Regions from separate parts of the Homo sapiens genome. Here region 1 is linked to region 2. A link is a loop called in an ENCODE intact Hi-C map of the cell type or tissue named here. Cell type or tissue: right lobe of liver. All regions are shown on one strand. Links, peaks and the distances in the headings refer to the core of each region. The heading gives the core; the rest is flanking DNA.

Region 1 (8,326 bases), core at 76-8,075, 76 kb after region 2:
ATAATCAACTATGGGCCGGGCACGGTGGCTCACGCCTGTAATTCCAGCACTTTGGGAGGCTGAGGAGGGTGGAACACCAGGTCAGGAGATCGAGACCATCCTGGCTAACACAGTGAAACCCTGTCTCTACTAAAAATACAAAAAAATTAGCCGGGCATGGTGGTGGGCGCCTGTAGTCCCAGCTACTGGGGAGGCTGAGGCAGGAGAATGGCGTGAACCTGGGAGGCGGAGCTTGCAGTGAGCTGAGATGGTGCCACTGCACTCCAGCCTGGGTGACAGAACGAGATTCCGTCTCAAAAAAAAAAAAAAAAAAAAAAATCAACTATGGGCCGGGTGTGGTGGCTCATGCCTGTAATCCCAGCACTTTGGGAGGTCAAGGTAGGTAGATCACTTGAGGTCAGGAGGAGTTCAAGACCAGCCTGGCCAACATGGCAAAACCCCGTCTCTACTAAAAATACAAAAATTAGCCAGGCATGGTGACGCACGCCTGTAATCCCAGCTACTTGGGAGGCTGAGGCACCAGAATCGCTTGAACCCTGGAGGTGGAGATTGCAGGGAGTCGAGATCGCACCCTTCCAGCCTGGGTGACACAGCGAGACTCTGTCTCAAAAATAAATAAATAAATAAGTGATAAAAATCAACCATGGCCTCATGATCAGTTTCAGAGACAAGGACTGTAGCAGCCATGAGCAGTTTCTTCCTTGTTATGTGGATGTGTACACATAGAAACTATCTTCTTTCTCTCCTTTTCCCCCGTTATTTTATAGACGGGTTGTTAATGTGGTTCACAAAATTTTCAAAGCTGGCAAAAGGAGCATACATTTCACAGAAAAGGAAAACACATGTAATTTTAAACCCTCCCCATGAGTTCTCAGTATCAGCAGCAATCTGAATAATACAAATAGAAACCAAATACATTGGTCAGAAGTCTGTGGATAACTGGGAGAGGCAGAAGACTCACCCGTACTGTGGGTCATTAATGTCGCAGCCTCCTTGACTTTCATTCCTGGCCTGGCGTTCCTTGGTGGTGCTGAGCAGACAGAGCCCACAGCCAGGAGGAGAGAACAGCGGAGGGCTTGAGGTTTGCCCACCCGCAAGCTCACAAGTCAGCCTGCCCCTGCTCCACAGGTCCATCGGCTGTGAATGGGGCCTCCAGGTCCCCGAGCGCTCTGACAGGTGGTTGTATTCGATGCTGGCAAGTTCACTTTGGAGTTCTTGCAGCCTTCCTTGCCTCTGGAGGGACTGAGACAATGTGTGTGTGACATACAAAGTCTAGAAATTTGACACACAGGAAAAGCAGGACAATCCAGCATGTAGGGCTTTAATTTCATGTGTGCCTGTGTGCGTCCATGCTCACTCAGAAAGCAAGGTCACAGGAGCTGGCCATGTGGCTCTGGCCATCCCTGACATTGACTAGTCAGCCAGAAACCCACTGCACTCTAAGCTGAAAACTTGAATCTGAGTGGGAGTGTCTGAGTTCCTCCAGGGAATCTAAGGGCAGAAACGGCTATTTGGGAATGTTTTCTTGGATCGAGGCCTGATATCCAGAAGGACTGGGATCCAAGGACACAAAACCTCTCCAGAGGCCCTCCTCAGCACAAGCAGGTGGAGAGTCAGAAGGGCAGGACTGTTGGGGTGGGGGCTAAGGGAATTCCCAGCTTGCAGTCATGGGGGCCCAGCTCTCTGCTGTCGTGGTGGTGGGAACAGGAGGCTGTTTCTTCTCCCTGGGCTTTCTCTGCACAGCCCAATCCAGACAGTGAACAAACTTGTGTTTCTCCTCTGCTCCAGCAGGAGGAGGGGGCAGCTCTGGACAACGACAGCTGAGACCAGGAAGATGCTCCCCACCCATCACTGGCCCCTCCCCACATTTGATATGCCCCCTTAGAGAGATGAATAAGGGCTTTGCCAGGAGGGACCCCAGAAGACAGAGGTCAGGAGGGGAGTGAGTCAGCCGGGTTTCCAGCTTCAAAAGTAAGCATCCCAACCCCCAACCTGTCCTAGGAGGGAGAGGAAGAGATAAAACCCAGGGTACAGTCCCCGCCTAGCCCTCTTCGGAGGTGAACTTGCCATTAGGTTCTAAAATGTATTTTTTTCATGTTAAGGTAAAACTTGTTTTTCTAGTAAAACATCACATACAATATAAATAGAAATGACCAGAGCCTTCTCTAACCATCACTATATAAATAACATTCCGTTAACAAAATCAACTAGTTCAGATCACAGGCATAGTTGTGAGCTTTCTTCTTTATTTTTTTTAAGAAGGATGTTCAGATGGTTAAGTTGGGTTCCTAAATTTGAAAAATATGTTGCAGCTGGGGAGGTAAAATCATTAACTTGTGCAAATGACAAACAACTCATATCAAAGATACATTTTAAAAAGCATAAAACGATACTGTTAAACCAATTCGAGAAAAATTTGTTATTATGTGAAAAGTGTATGATCCAAAAGCATTCTCACATGCTTTACTTCTACGTCAGCACCTGAGTTACTGTTAAGCTATGCAGATATGCAGACAAAATATCTTTATCTGGCAAACAACAAGAAAGACACTGACTGCTGAAGCACTCTTGCAAACAACGCACCGGGAGATCGTGGTGCTTTTCCCCTCAGTTACTAACTTGTTTCCTGAAAAATAAGAAGCAAAGAGGCAGACTATGAAAACTTCAGGAATTATAGAATATTAAAAACTATAAGCTTCAGGGCCGGACAAGGTGGCTCACGCCTGTAATCCCAGCACTTTAGGAGGCTGAGGCGGGCGGATCACGAGGTCAGGAGTTTGAGACCAGCCTGACCAACATGATGAAACCCCAGCTGTACTTAAAATACAAAAATCAGCTGCGTCTGGTAGCAGGCGCCTGTAATCCCAGCTACTCGGGAGGCTGAGGCAGGAGAATCGCTTGAACCCGGGAGGCAGAGGTTGCAGTGAGCCGACACTGCGCCACTGCACTCCAGCCTGGGCGACAGAGTGAGACTCTGTCTCAATAAATAAATAAATAAATAAATAGGCACTGGGTAGAAATACTGAGCTCTGGAAATCAGGAAAAGGGATGGACATATTGAAAACCAACTGTGGCAAATTAGCCAATGAACCTTTCCGACAGCCTCGTGTGCTGGGCATTGGCGGGGAGGCACCTCGGGCGGGATCAGGGCCTCCGTCTCGCGCACCGCCAGCGTGAACACCTGGTCCATCCTCCGCTGGATCTTGGCCGTGACCCCCGGGAACGGGCAGGGCCCCTCGCGGGCCCGCGCCATCAGCACCTGGCGCTCGGAGTCCCGGTCGGCCTGGGTGCCCACCAGCACCAGCAGGACGGCCCCGGGTTCCCACAGCCCGCGCAGGCGCTCGCGCAGCGGCCTCACGGCCGGGAACGAGGCCTCGCTGCACACGCCCCGGAGCACCGCGAAGCCGTCGCCGTGGCGGATGTCCAGGTCCTGGAGCGTGACCAGGTGCTCGGCGTCCGCCGCGTCCACGATTTCCAGCAGCGCGGGCGCCGCGTTTGCCTCGATCTCCTCGCGGAGCCGCTCCTCCGCCCACGCCGCGCACTGCTCGGGGAGCGGCCGCACGCGAACTGCGTGTCCAGCGTGGTCCTGCCCACGTCACGCTCCCCAGCAGCACACCCCGGCAGCCCTGGCGGGGCGCGGGACCAGCCCGCAGTGTCCGGGACGCGGCGGGGAGGGGAGGAGAGGGAGGAAGGGGAGGGGAAGGAGGAAGGGGAAGGGGCCTGGGAGCGCAGGGAACGGCGTACCAGGACTGTCCGGGCAGGGGCAGGGAGGGGAGAGGAGGGAGGGGATGGGGGAGGGCAAGAGAGGAGAAAAGAGGAGGAGGGGAGGGGAGGAGAGACGAGGGGTCAGGGCGTGGCGGGGCTGGCGAGTCCTGTGGCGCGGGGGAGGGGCGGGCGTCTCCTGGACTTGCTTCCACCCGGCTTAATCCCGCCCGGGGCGGCTCCAACTCCACTGTCGCGCTGTTCTCGGACCAAACTGAGAGTGGGGCGGCTATTTCTCGGGGCCCAATGACGAGATGCAGATGAACTGAGGAGGAAGAGCGTTTTTATTTTCTGCAACTGGTTACAGGGAGAAAGGCCTGGAAATGATCACCGGACCAACTCAAAATTACAGTTTTCCAGAACTTACATACCTTCTAAGCGGTATGTCTACGTGTAAGTGTGCATGCATCTGAAGACATTAGTGATGAACTTACGGTCATCTGTGAGTCCTGAAGACCTTCCTCTGGAGCCTCAATAAGGTTACTGAATCTAAATGGGTCCAGATGCTGGGGGGATTACCTTTATCTTGTCTCCTGCTAAATCAGGAGGTTTGGGGAGTGCCTTCAGACCCTCAATAAACTTGTTTCTGGAGGCGTGGGGAGCTTCTTCAGACCCACAAAAAAACTCGTTTAACCCTAAAAGGGTCCTGATAAGAATTAATTTGTTATTTTGTCCTGCTTTAAGGCCCAGGGAAGGCCTAGGCAAAACTCTCGGTGGGCTCTTTGTTACTTTCCAGCCTTTGTATAAGGGCACTGGCTCTATCAGCTTTTAATGTTTAATCTAGCTACTCAGTCAGTGCTGGGACAGTTGTAATGGAGGCCTGCGTTAGTGAGACCTGGCCTGCCACACTGCCACCGAGACAGGGATCCCGGGAGTCTAGGCCTGGCACGCTCCAAGTCCCTTACCTCCTGCACTCCTCTTGTCTGGGCCCTGCCTTTGCTCCTGGGGGTCCTGGTGCCGGGTCAGCCCCGCCAGCTCCTGGTCCCAGGCCTGGCTCAAGGGTGGCCCAGGGAACTGCCAGGCCTGCTTGGCCTGTCACCCATACTGGGCCTGACCACCAGCTGGGTCCCTAGATCAGGCTGTGGCTCTGCTCCCCCTTCCAAAGGGAGCCCTTTCTGTCTTTGGACCAGAAGGTAACCTGATCTCTTCTTGGCCAACCTGAGAAATGCTGGAATTTCTCCATTTCAGATCCAGCCTCCAGGCCTTGCTCAAGGTCAGGCTTGGCTGGGTTGCTGGGGCCTCTCCAGGCAGGGAGGCCCCCAGGCTCAAGGGCAGGTGAAGGGGACACCTGCCAGGGAACTTCAGACTGAGGTCCTAAGTGACGGGTACTCCCCTCCCTGTCCCCCTGGAGTCGCTCATACCCAGGCCTTCACTCTAGCTCCCTCCAGCCCCCGGGGCACTTTATAAAATGTAAATCACCCATCCCTCCTCCACTTAAGCCCTCTCTACTTGATAAAGTCATGACTTCACACCATGGCCTAAGAGCAGAGTGATGACAAAACTCACCATCCAAACCTGGTCACCTTCGGAAGTGAGAGAGTGCCCATTCACGTGACAGTGGGCATGAACCTGGGAAGCCGGGCAAAGCCAGCTTGGGGCCACCCTACTTAAAAAGAAGGTCCTCAGGTTCTGGCCTCCCCACCCCCTTCCTCCCATGGGCCTTCATCTTTCTCACTTCACAGATTTTTTTTTTTTTTTTTTTTTGGACAGGGCCTTGCTGTGTCACCCAGGCTGGAGTGCAGTGGTGTGATCATAGCTCACTGTGAGGCAGGAAATTAAGGAAAGAAAGAATAATAAAATTTTAAAAAGAGAAAAATAAGCTTTCTATATTAGGCTGACTCATCCCAAAGGCAGTAACAGACAAAGCCCAGACCCAGACGAAGTCTTGATAACATCATCAAAGAAGCAGAGGCTCAAAGGAGTGTGCTCTGGAGACTCTCCCAGCACTCCCTCAACATAAGGATAAGAAAAAGTTCCCCCTCGAACCCCAACCCCCTCCATGTGATTGTACCTTGCTCTGCAAGTTTTATGAATTTATAGATTCTTGTTTTCTGTAACTAGAAACTTCAAGTATTCTGTTTTATCTAAGCAGCACAGTGAAGGTTATACAACATGCCTGAGCAGGCCTGGGCTGCGGCCTTCTGGGCCCCATAGCGAAGGTTATGAGATAAGCCTGTGCAAGGCTCTTTTAAGCAAGCCTAGATAACAGCCATCTGGACTGCATAGCAAGAATTACATGTAACCCTGGGTTATGCACCTGTCACAATTTGATTAACTGCCTATGTTCTGTCTCTGTATCCTTGCTTTCATGCCACTGTAAGCTTGTTTCAAACTAGCCCACTCCCGTTCAAAGGTGTGTATATGAGTCAAGTGCTGTCTTTGTTCTGGGCCCAGTTTTTGGATGTTAATCCACTGGGTCTGAGTGCACTCAATAAAATTCTCATGTCCCACCTACCTGTCTCTCCAGTCTCCTGATTCCCACAACAACCGCAGCCTGTAGCTGGGACTACAGCTACATTCTTTAAATTTTGTAGAGATGGGGTCTTGCTATGTTGCTCATGCTGGTCTCCTACTTCTAGCCTCAAGTGATACTCCCACCTCAGCCTTCCAAAGTGCTGTGATTACAGGCGTGAGCCACCATGCTGGGGCACTTCACCCAGCCTTCTTGCTAGTTCTTGATTTCAAGGGTGAAGGGGCAGGTTGTGGGACAGTGGGGGCTGGGCCACAAGTTCTGGGGTTGTCTTCCAGAGTGAACTCTGCCACCCTCTGCCTGGTGCTGAATCAGATGCCTCAGGACTTCAGGGGACCTCCCTGCCTGAGCTGAGAGTGGGGCTGTCACACTTTCCCTCTCCCTGTGCATGGGGTATCACTGAACTTTCCTCAGTCCAACACAACTCTCAAGGGGCAGGGCCCCAATACTAGCTGAGCTTGAACTTCCTGCCTCCCCAAAGAGTGGTGCTTGTGGCTGTTGCAGAATGTACTTTTCTATAAATAATGCATAGAACATCCTCAATATGGAATCTCGATTATACTGTCAGCTGAAGGATGATGAAGAAAGGACAGCCTTATTTCTCATAAAGTGTTGCATCCTGCAGGGTGGCAATCCAATAGGCTGGGAAGCACAGCCTCCAGGTGGAAGCCAGAAACAAACACTTCGAGGGAGGGGCAAAGGGAACAGAAATATATGCTGAGCTGGGTGACTGAATATACATATTGAATAAGCTACAGGAGGAGCTGTGAATATTCACGAAAGGAGAAACATGCACATGCCAAGTTGAGCTTCATGTCCCTTCATAAGTCTGTTGCATGTACAAAAAATGGCAGTGTTGGCCTGATCTGAGAGTGGAGTTTTCAGCTACCTGATGACAAAAGACGAAGCAGAGGACACAATAACCCTCCCTGCGCATCCTTTGTAGACTGGCCACAAGCACTCTGAGGTTGGTGGTCTCTTATCAGGAAGGAATGCTGATCGGTTGTTTTGTCAGAACTGTGAAAGGGAGGGCCAGTGTCAGGGCCGGTTGGAACCACAGTGGTTTTTGTTCAGCCCTCAGGGAAGAAACCCTCAAGGCAGTTAGAGAGGGAGAGGGCAGAACCAGGCGTGTCTGACCTCCCATCCTGTCATGGCCTGGCACTCAAGGTTTCTCTGGGGTCCCCTTGACCAGGATGGGGAGGTCTGTTCAGTTGCTTGGGGCTTAGGATATCATTTTTATTTCTCAGTATATTGGACATAACAGACAACTTGATTTCTAAAAAGAGAAATAAGATTTATTTCTCAGACTGCAAGGTAACAAAACTAGAAATCAATATTTATTTATTTATTTAGAGACAGAGTCTCACTGTGTCACCCAGGCTGGAGTGCAGTGGCACAATCTTGGCTCACTGCAACCTCTGCCTCCTGAGTTCAAGCGATTCTCCTGCCTCAGCCTCTTGAATAACTGGGATTATAGGCATGTGCCACCACACTGGCTAAATTTTGTATTTTTAGTAGAGACAGGGTTTCACCATGTTGGCCAGACTGGTCTCGAACTCCTGAGCTCAAGTGATATACTCGCTTCAGCCTCCCAAAGTGCTGGGATTACAGGCATGAGCCACTGTGCCTGGCCCAATTTTTTAAATGATACAAAAAGTAGCTGGATGCAGTGGCACATACCTGTAGTCCCAGCTACTTGGGAGGCTGAGGTGGTGATATAGGAGTTAAGAACAAATCACTTAGGCAGATAGGGTATGGGAGTCCCCCATTAGGCTTTTCTTTTTAATGAAAAGCAGCCCCAAATCATTTTCTAAAAAAGAGCAGCCCATAAAGTTGAGCTCCAGACATGGACAGGCAAGCTGGGAGCTTGCACGGGTGAATGCAGGCAGGAACTAGGGGATAGACATGTTCAAGATGGCAGCTCCATCTTCCCTTGCCTGCCAGCCATGTGTACAGTAAGGAACAGACAAGATGGCATCGGCAAAGGGGAAAGTTCATTTGCATAATAAGATTAGGGTGGGGCGACCAGCCTTTCCCAAAGGCTGTGTAAATGTCCCACCTGATCAGACCAATCTGTGAGCCATATGTAAATCA
Region 2 (8,326 bases), core at 28-8,027:
GCATTCTGAGGCACCAGCTGGTGCCGCCCAAACCCATAACCCATACAAAGAAATGGACTCACCCAGTCCTGTGACTCTACCCAGGAATTGACTCAGAGCAAGAAGACAGCTCTGGACCCTGCAATTTCACCCCTGAACCAACCAATCAGCATTCTCCATTTCCTAAGCCCCACCTGTCAAACCATCCTTTAGAAACCGTAGCCTCCAAATTCTTCTGATGGGCATTTGGGTTGGTTCCAAGTCTTCGCTATTGTACATAGTGCTGCAATAAACATACCTGTGCGTGTGTCTTTATAGTAGAATGATTTATAACCCTTTGCATATATACCCAGTAATGGGATTGCTGGGTGGAATGGTATTTCTGGTTCTAGAGAAAGGATATCTTTAATAGGGCAAAAATGCAAACTGTAACAGAAAGCGTTGATACATTTGACTACATTACAAAAAGGAATGTACACTTATGCAAAAATATTTGTAATACATATAACTGACAAAAGACATACACATTTTTATACATGTTGTCTTTCCTAAGAATCCTATGACACAATAAAAATGATAAAAAACCAAACAGAAAAATGGGCAAAAGAAATAAACAGAGATGCACAGAAATAGCACAAATGGCAAATAAATGAATGAAAAAGATGCTCAACTGCATTAGTGATAAGGGAAATGCAAATTAACCAAAATGAAATGTCATTTCCAACCCATCAGGGTGGCAAGAATTTTAAGTCAGAAAAGAGTAAACTGGCAGGGATGAAGAGCGATGAGCTTTCTTCTGCTGCTGATAAAAGTGTAAATTAGAACAATACTTTGGAGAACAGCTTGGCGTCTCCTAGATAATTTTATTTTATTTTTTTTAGGACAGAGTTTCACTCTTTTTGTCCAGGCTGGAGTGCAGTGGTGCGATCTTGGCTCACTGCAACCTCCACCTCCCGGGTTCAAGTGGTTCTCCTGCCTTAGCCTCCTGAGTAGCTGGGACTACAGGCGTGTGCCACCACAACTGGCTAATTTTGTATTTTTAGTAGAGACGGGGTTTCACCATCTTGGCCAGGCTGGTCTCCAACTTCTCACTTCAGGTGATCCACCTGCCTTGGCCTCCCAAAGTGCTGGGATTACAGGTTTGAGCCACCGTGCCCAGCCTCCTAGAGAATTTGAACATATATATCTATACCCTATCACTGAGAAATTTCATGACTAGCTATATAGTCAGAGCCTAAACACAGGTGATCTCTGTTTCCAGTGTGTTTCCATACACGCCTGGGACACGTTCTGTAAAGACAGAACGACCCCAAGTATGGGTCCTGAAAATCTTCCTCCAGGTTAGAGGGCACAGATTCTAGTAGACCCTGGGACATAGTCCTCCACTCCTCATTTTATGCCATCAGCTTGCTCCAACATACACAACATCAAGTGCGTCATTCCTTGCGTTTTCAAATAAACATTTCCTATTACAGAAGCAAAAGAGGTTTCAGAGAAACTGAAGGGGATAGAGTTGTTGCTACCCTTTGAACTTAATTGCTCACACCACTGTTGACAGAAAAAGCCAAATTCTGTGAAATATTTGAAGAGATTTGTTCAGAGCCAAATGTGAGAGCCATGACCTGTGAGTCAGCCTCAGGAACTCCTGAGAACACGTGCCCCAAGGGGTTGGTCTACAGCTTGGCCTTACACGTTTCAGTTTCAGGGAGATAGAAGACATCGGTCAATACATATGAGGTATACAGTGGTTGGGTCGGAGAGCCAGGACAATTTGAAGCAGGGGACTTATGGATCACAGGTGGCTTCAAAGGCTCTGATTGGCAATTGGTTGAAAGAGTTAAGTTATTGCCTAAAGACCTGGAATCAGTAGAAAGGAATGTCTGGGTTCAGATAAGGTATGGGGTTGTGAAGACCAAGGTTTTTATTATGTAGATGAGTCTCATAGGTGGCTGCCCTTAGAGGCAATAGATGGCAAATACTTCCTGTTGAGACCTTTCAAAGATTATCAGGCTCTCTGGAAAAGACCCAGTAAGGGAAAGAGTTTCTCTAAAAAGGCAAATTTCCCCCACAAGAGGCAGCTGTGCAGGACCATGTCAAAAACATATTTTGGGGTAAATACTTTGATTTCCTTCAGGGTCTGCTATCTGTCATGTGACACTATATTAGAGTCAGGTTGGAATTTTGGTATCTTATTGCTGCAAAGAGTCTGTTTGTCCATCTTAAGGTCTCCGTTTTAATGTAATGCTGGTCAGCTGTGCCTGAACTCCAAAGGCAGGAGGGCTTATAACGAGGCGTGTCTGACCCCTCCCTTCCCATCATGGTCTGAACTAATTTTTCAGGTTTCTTTGAGTCCCTTTGGCCAAGAAGGGGGTCCGTGGGTCCATTCAGTCCGTCGGGTGGCTTAGAATTTTAGTTTTGGTTTACACAACCAAATCAAGTAACAGCAGGAGCGATTCGGCCTCAGGGTTGCTGAGATTCAAAAGCATCAGGTCAGGATCTCCCTCTGAACCGCCCCACCAAGGCTCAGGAAACTGGGGTACATGGCCACTGGTTCCTGTGGGCTGTTCCTGGGGATGCAAGCTCTCCGGCCCTGGCCAAGCAGGCAGCTCTGCCCAGAGAATGCCAGCAGCAGAGACAAAGGCTCCCGAGGCAAGAGGCCCACTCTGTGCCTGCTGCTTGCACGACTCGGATCCACTCAGCCCCGCATCCACCTTGTCCTGTGACTGATTCTTCACCTCGGTGGCTGGTTGCACCCTCTCTAAACAAAAATACACAGTGGGGTTGGCGGGACAAGTCTAAGTACAGTCTCCACCCTGGCGCTGATCTCAAGGCTGTGAGTAATGTCCCTCACCTCCTTCCTCACCACTCATTTTAGACCCTCCTTACTCTGGGACGGCAACGCAGCTGGGCTAGGCTGTTGGTTTCTGGGATGGCTCAGACCTTTATCCTCGAAGGGTCCAAGCTTCCGGTGACCACAGTTGCTGCAGCGGCTCCTTTCCTGCCATCACCAGGCACGGGAGCAGCACTTCCTGTCCATCAGATGGGTTAACACGGTGTCTTCACTACCAGGAGCCCGCACACTGTTCTGTGGAGTGTCAAGAACCTTAAAGTTCCTTCAGAAGAAGTGATCGAGAGCAGGGTAGTTAACAAGATCACGAAGTGCACTTTAAAAAACAAAAAACTCTTCATTGCATTTATTTTAGTGCTGAATTTATTCCTGTGCCATAAGTTTTTGTTTCCTCAGGGATATCTTTTTCTTGTGGGCAATCTTCTGGTTTAGGAACAATTTGTTCCTTCGCAGTAAGGATCATTTCGATGCGACAGGGAGAGCTCATGTATGGGTTAATCCCACCATGAGCTCTGGAGGTCTGGTGGCACATCTTAGGTGCTTTGTTCACTTGGAGGTGCTCAATGACCAGAGAATCTACACCTAAACCCTTCAGTTCAGCATTGCTCTCTGCATTGTTAAGCATATGCAGCAAGCATTCAGCACTCTTCTGGGGCCACCAACGTTGTGTCCAGCCCCACTGCTTGGCCTGGGCACACCTACCAACTCCCTGACTGTAACGTTGGAATGGCACACACTGCTTCTGTAAAGTGACATCTTTCAGATCCTTAGTGGCTTTTCATATATGCATACCCCTGATGACCTGGGCAGTTTCACAAGTGTTCCAAGGTGACCACGAAGATTTGAACCTCTTTGCATGATTTTGTGGGGTTTTCCGGGTTAAGTGAATAGCGAATCATTTTCACAGATTACCTCAGGAGGTTTAGGGGAAGAGAGAACCCAAAAATGTGCACGTCTGTCTGTCCTAGGTGAATGCAGACACCCTCCATCCTCCATCCCCAGTGGGAGTGGATGCATTCTTTTTTTTTTTTTTTTTTTTTTGAGACGGAGTTTTGCTCTTCGCTCTTGTTACCCAGGCTGGAGTGCAATGGCGCTATGATCTCAGCTCACCACAACCTCCACCTCCTGGGTTCAAGCGATTCTCTGGCCTCAGCCTCCCGAGTAGCTGGGATTACAGGTATGCGCTACCACGCCTGGCTAATTTTGTATTTTTAGTAAAGATGGGGTTTCTCCATGTTGGTCGGGCTGGTCTCAAACTCCCGACCTCAGGTGATCTGCCCGCCTCGGCCTCCCAAAATGCTGGGATTACAGGCGTGAGCCACCACGCCCGGCCTGCATTCTTTAGCTCGGTTGGCCGTCCGCCAAGCGCCAGCCAGGGTGGACCTCTTCCAGTAGATGCCACCTCTGCTGCAGCGGCTGTGACTGAGGCTACCACTTGGTTAAGTTTATGGCCGTCCACTCTCATTGCCATGAGCCTCTTTTATACTGTGGGAGATGAATAAATAGAAATGCATCTTCATGTCTTTGAGGATGGCCCGATTCTCTGCCCTCTCACCCGGCATGGCTTCCCATCTACTATCTTGACTCAATGAGGAAGCACTTTCAGGGCCTGCCACTGGTGTGTGCGTGCACCCATAGGCAGGGAGGTGTCTGGGCGGGGAGACAGAGACAAAGGCAGAGAGACAGAGAGAGACAGAGAGAGGGAAAGATGGTGTAAGTTGGGGAAAGGGGTGGGTGTGGCTTAGATGCCCACATGAGCAGAAGGTGACTGCCCTGTCCTTCGGCCTGTCCAGCAGCTGGCAGCCAGCTCACCGCTGAGCAACTGGATGGGAGTGGGAGGGTGTGATGCCGTCAGGAGTTCAAAGGAGCAGCTGGCTTGTTTAGAGAATATGGGGTGCTTTTTCCTGGATGGAGGCTGAGATCCAGAGGGACCAGGCCACAGAGCTCTCCCGGAGCATTCCCACAAGCCAGCAGCCGAGCAGGGTAGAGCCGTGGCATCTGCGTGAGGCCCATCCCATCCTGTCCAGCATGGCTCAGCAGGGTCTTGCTGGCCAGGGGTGTCAGGACTGGGAACAAGATGTTGCTGATTTCCATTTGCTGCCCCTGCACTTCCCCACACAGCCCAGAGCACAGCAGAAAGCAGCTGGTGTTTTGCTTCCTTTCCAGCAGAGGGAGGGAGCAGCTTGGTGAGGACAACTTGCCCTTGAGGCAGGGAAATGTGATCAGCACCCCCCACCTCCCTTGCCGGAGTGAGCTGCAGTAATTGGTTTTCCTAGAACAGCTATCCAACCCAAGGCGAAGAAACACCCAAACCAAAATGTCATAAAACTTACTGCGTTTAAAAACAATTATCAGGGCTGGGCGTGGTGACACACACCTGTAATCCCAGCACTTTGGGAGGCCAAGGCAGGTGGATCACCCAAGGTCAGGAGTTTGAGACCAGCCTGGCCAACACGGGAAAACCTCGTCTCTACTAAAAATAGAAAAATTAGCTGGGCATGGTGGCGGGCACCTGTAATCCCAGCTACTCAGGAGGCCGAGGCAGGAGAATTGCTTGAATCCGGGTGGTGGAGGTTGCAGTGAGCCGAGATTGCGCCACCGCACTCCAGCCTAGGCAACAGAGCAAGTCTCAAAAAAAAAAAAAAAAAAAAAAAGAATTGGATAAAGGTTGCTGCGCTAAAAATCAACAAAAAGATGACCTATTCTTCATAGGTTTCCATACCTATTTCACTATTTAAAAATTCCAGGAATTCAGGCAAAGTATGAAGGCAGCTGCCGCTAATAACACAGGTGCAATGCCTGCTGCATAACCGGGTGCTTTCTCTCCTCTCACCTCCTGGAGTTTTCTCTACAACAAACAAACTCCTGAAAAATAATGGTAAAGCCATCCGACAGCATCTAGAAATCTTGGAACATAGTGCTTTAAATATGATTCACAAAGTCAAATGGTAAGAATTGCAAAGTTTAAAAACAATTTATTTGTGCTCCATTTTCCTGTGCATAGCATAGTCAACCAGATGTTAATTACAAAACTGACAGCCAGCGCTGGGCTCACTTTAGGTATAAAATTAATTTGCCAGCGACACATATCCAATTGCAAGGTTGTGCTAAGTAGGTCGTAACTATATTTAGGACCACACAGAAAGGAAAAAGTGATTGCTCAATTCATCACTGAAAATGAGATGGAAACTTCATGGAACTAAGATCTAAACTTCGGCGAAGTGCTCCAAATCCAAACTGTAATTCTCAGAACCAGGTAGTTCAAAAAAACATACCACAAATTGCATTTGAAGAAAGCACATTCTGCCCATTCAGGCTTAAAGCAGTAAGGCATCTTTTAAAGAAGAAAAACTGCCAACAGAATGAATCACTGTTGTTAGTTAAAATACAGAAGTAGTCGTTTCCGTTTCCATTTACTATCCTGTATATCGCTGCTTTAAGATGCACCCAATAGGCCAGGCACCGTGGCTCACGCCTGTAATCCCAGCACTTCGGGAGGCCGAGGCAGGCGGATCACGAGGTCAAGAGATCGAGACCATCTTGGCCAACATGGTGAAACCCCGTCTCTACTAAAAATACAAAAATTAGCCGGGCGTGGTGGCACATGCCTGTAGTCCCACCTACTTGGGAGGCTGAGGCAGGATAATCGCTTGAACCGGGGAGGCGGAGGTTGCAGTGAGCTGAGATCACCGAGATCGCCACTGAACTCCAGCCTGGCGACAGTCTCAAAAAAATAAAAAATGCACCGAATAGTTCATCCTGGGCTCTCACGTTTAGTAATTACGAGTGCAGAATCTGCATAAGGAAATCGATTAAATACTTAAGACGTTAGCCCTTGCCTTTTACCTATTATAGTAACTTGGAAAGCTGCGAAGGTAAAGAACAGCTTTCAGGCCTCGGGCGCTGGGGCCGCGCTTCTGCTCTGCACCCGTGGGTCTTGGGGAACAAGGCCTGGGCACCGGAGGGACTCGAGGCAGCGCGCGGGTTAGAAGCGTCCCGGCAGGCTCAGTTCCCGACGCGGCCCCAGTCCTAGCCTCCCTCCCCGCGCTTCGAGGCTGCCACCAGGGCCATCTTTTTCTGGATGGAGTCCAGGGGACAACAGAAAACTTCCCAACACTCCACCTCCTCCTCGGGCGGGACCAAGGCCTCCGTCTCGCGCACCGCCTGCATGAACACCCGGTCCACCATCCGCTGGCTCTTGGCCATGACCTCCGGGAACGGGGAGCGCCCCTCGCGGCCCCGCGCCGTCAGCACCTGGCGCCCGTCGTCCGGGTCGGCCTGGGTGCCCACCAGCACCCGCGGGACGGCCCCGGGTTCCCACGGCCGGCGCAGGCGCTTGCTCGGCGGCCTCACGGCCCGGAACGAGGCCTCGCTGCACACGCCCGGGAGCACCGCGGAGCCGTCGCCGTGGCGGATGTCCAGGTCCTGGAGCGTGACCAGGTGCTCGGCGCCCGCCGCGTCCACGACCTCCAGCAACGCGGGCGCCGCGTTCGCCTCGATCTCCTCGCGGAGCCGCTCCTCCGCCCACGCCGCGCACTGCTCGGGGAGCGGCCGCACGCGAACTGCGTGTCCAGCGTGGTCCTGCCCACTCCACGCTCCCCAGCAGCACACCCCGGCAGCCCTGGCGGGGCGCGGGACCAGCCCGCAGGGTCCGGGACGCGGCGGGGAGGGGAGGGGAGGGAGGAAGGGTCCTGGGAGGGCGAGGACCCGCGCGGGGGTCTGGCCTGGGGCGGGTCGGGAGGGGAGGGGAGGAAAACGGGGGGCGGGGGAGGGCGGGAGGAAGGGGCCTGGGAGGGCGGACGCGCATCCCACGGAGCCGGGGCGGAGGAGGCGGTCGCGCCGCGGCGACCCCCGCCAGCCTTGGCCCGGACCCGCGCCCTCCTGCTCTCCCTGGTTCCCTGCCCGCACAGTGCCCGCCAGGTGCCTGCCGGGTCCGACCAGATCTAATCTGGAACCAGCTCCAGTGAGAAAGAAAAACAAGTTGGCCGGGCGCGGTGGCTCAGGCCTGTCAATCCCAGCACTTTGGGAGGCCGAGGCGGGCGGATCACGAGGTCAGGAGATCGAGACCATCCTGGCTAACACGGTGAAACCCCGTCTCCACTAAAAATACAAAAAATAGCCGGGCGTGGTGGCGGGCGCCTGTAGTCCCAGCTACTCGCGAGGCTGAGGCAGGAGAATGGCGGGAACCCGGGAGGCGGAGCTTGCAGTGAGCTGAGATCGCGCCACTGCACTCCAGCCTGGGCGACAGAGCGAGACTCCGTCTCAAAAGAAAAAAAAAAAAAAAGAAAAAAAGGAAAAACAAGCATACATCAAATCTGTGAGAAGCAGCTAAAGCCATTTTTAGGGGCAAATTTCAGTTTCACATTTTTTATAATGGAAAAGAAGAGGAGCCAAAAAAATCAGTGAGATAAATATTCATCTCGAGAAGTCGAAAGGAGGCAGGGTGAGATGGCTCACACCTGTAATCCCAACACTTGGGGAGGCTGAAGTGGGTAGATC

What was found. Peaks named below come from ENCODE experiments on the same cell type or tissue, not always from the same donor. Only the 100,000 strongest peaks of a DNase experiment are listed, where the experiment ranks them.
Region 1: it touches region 2 in a loop (2.6-fold over the local background); 12 of 110 quality-filtered maps call a loop at or near these places.

Annotation. Positions count from the first base shown.
Region 1 is chr14:103,202,777-103,211,102 of GRCh38, reverse strand. LOC124903391 reads left to right here and starts at 2,233. Exons shown (of 2, transcript XM_047432044.1): 1 at 2,233-4,155. The coding sequence starts at 3,086. The coding sequence ends at 4,012. In right lobe of liver, for the core only: no CTCF peak of the experiment used is centred there; DNase peaks (open chromatin) are centred at 1,959, 3,422, 3,832, 5,322 and 1 weaker place; H3K4me3 peaks cover 5,632 bases; H3K27ac peaks cover 6,155 bases.
Region 2 is chr14:103,278,333-103,286,658 of GRCh38, reverse strand. It overlaps the pseudogene RAP2CP1 and the pseudogene RPL17P4. Among named protein-coding and RNA genes, the nearest start is that of EIF5, 52 kb to the left of the region's middle. RefSeq lists enhancers at 3,652-4,449, 4,873-5,167, 4,450-5,248. In right lobe of liver, for the core only: a CTCF peak has its summit at 4,983 (motif pointing right); DNase peaks (open chromatin) are centred at 1,628, 4,628, 5,008, 5,398 and 1 weaker place; H3K4me3 peaks cover 1,079 bases; H3K27ac peaks cover 5,353 bases.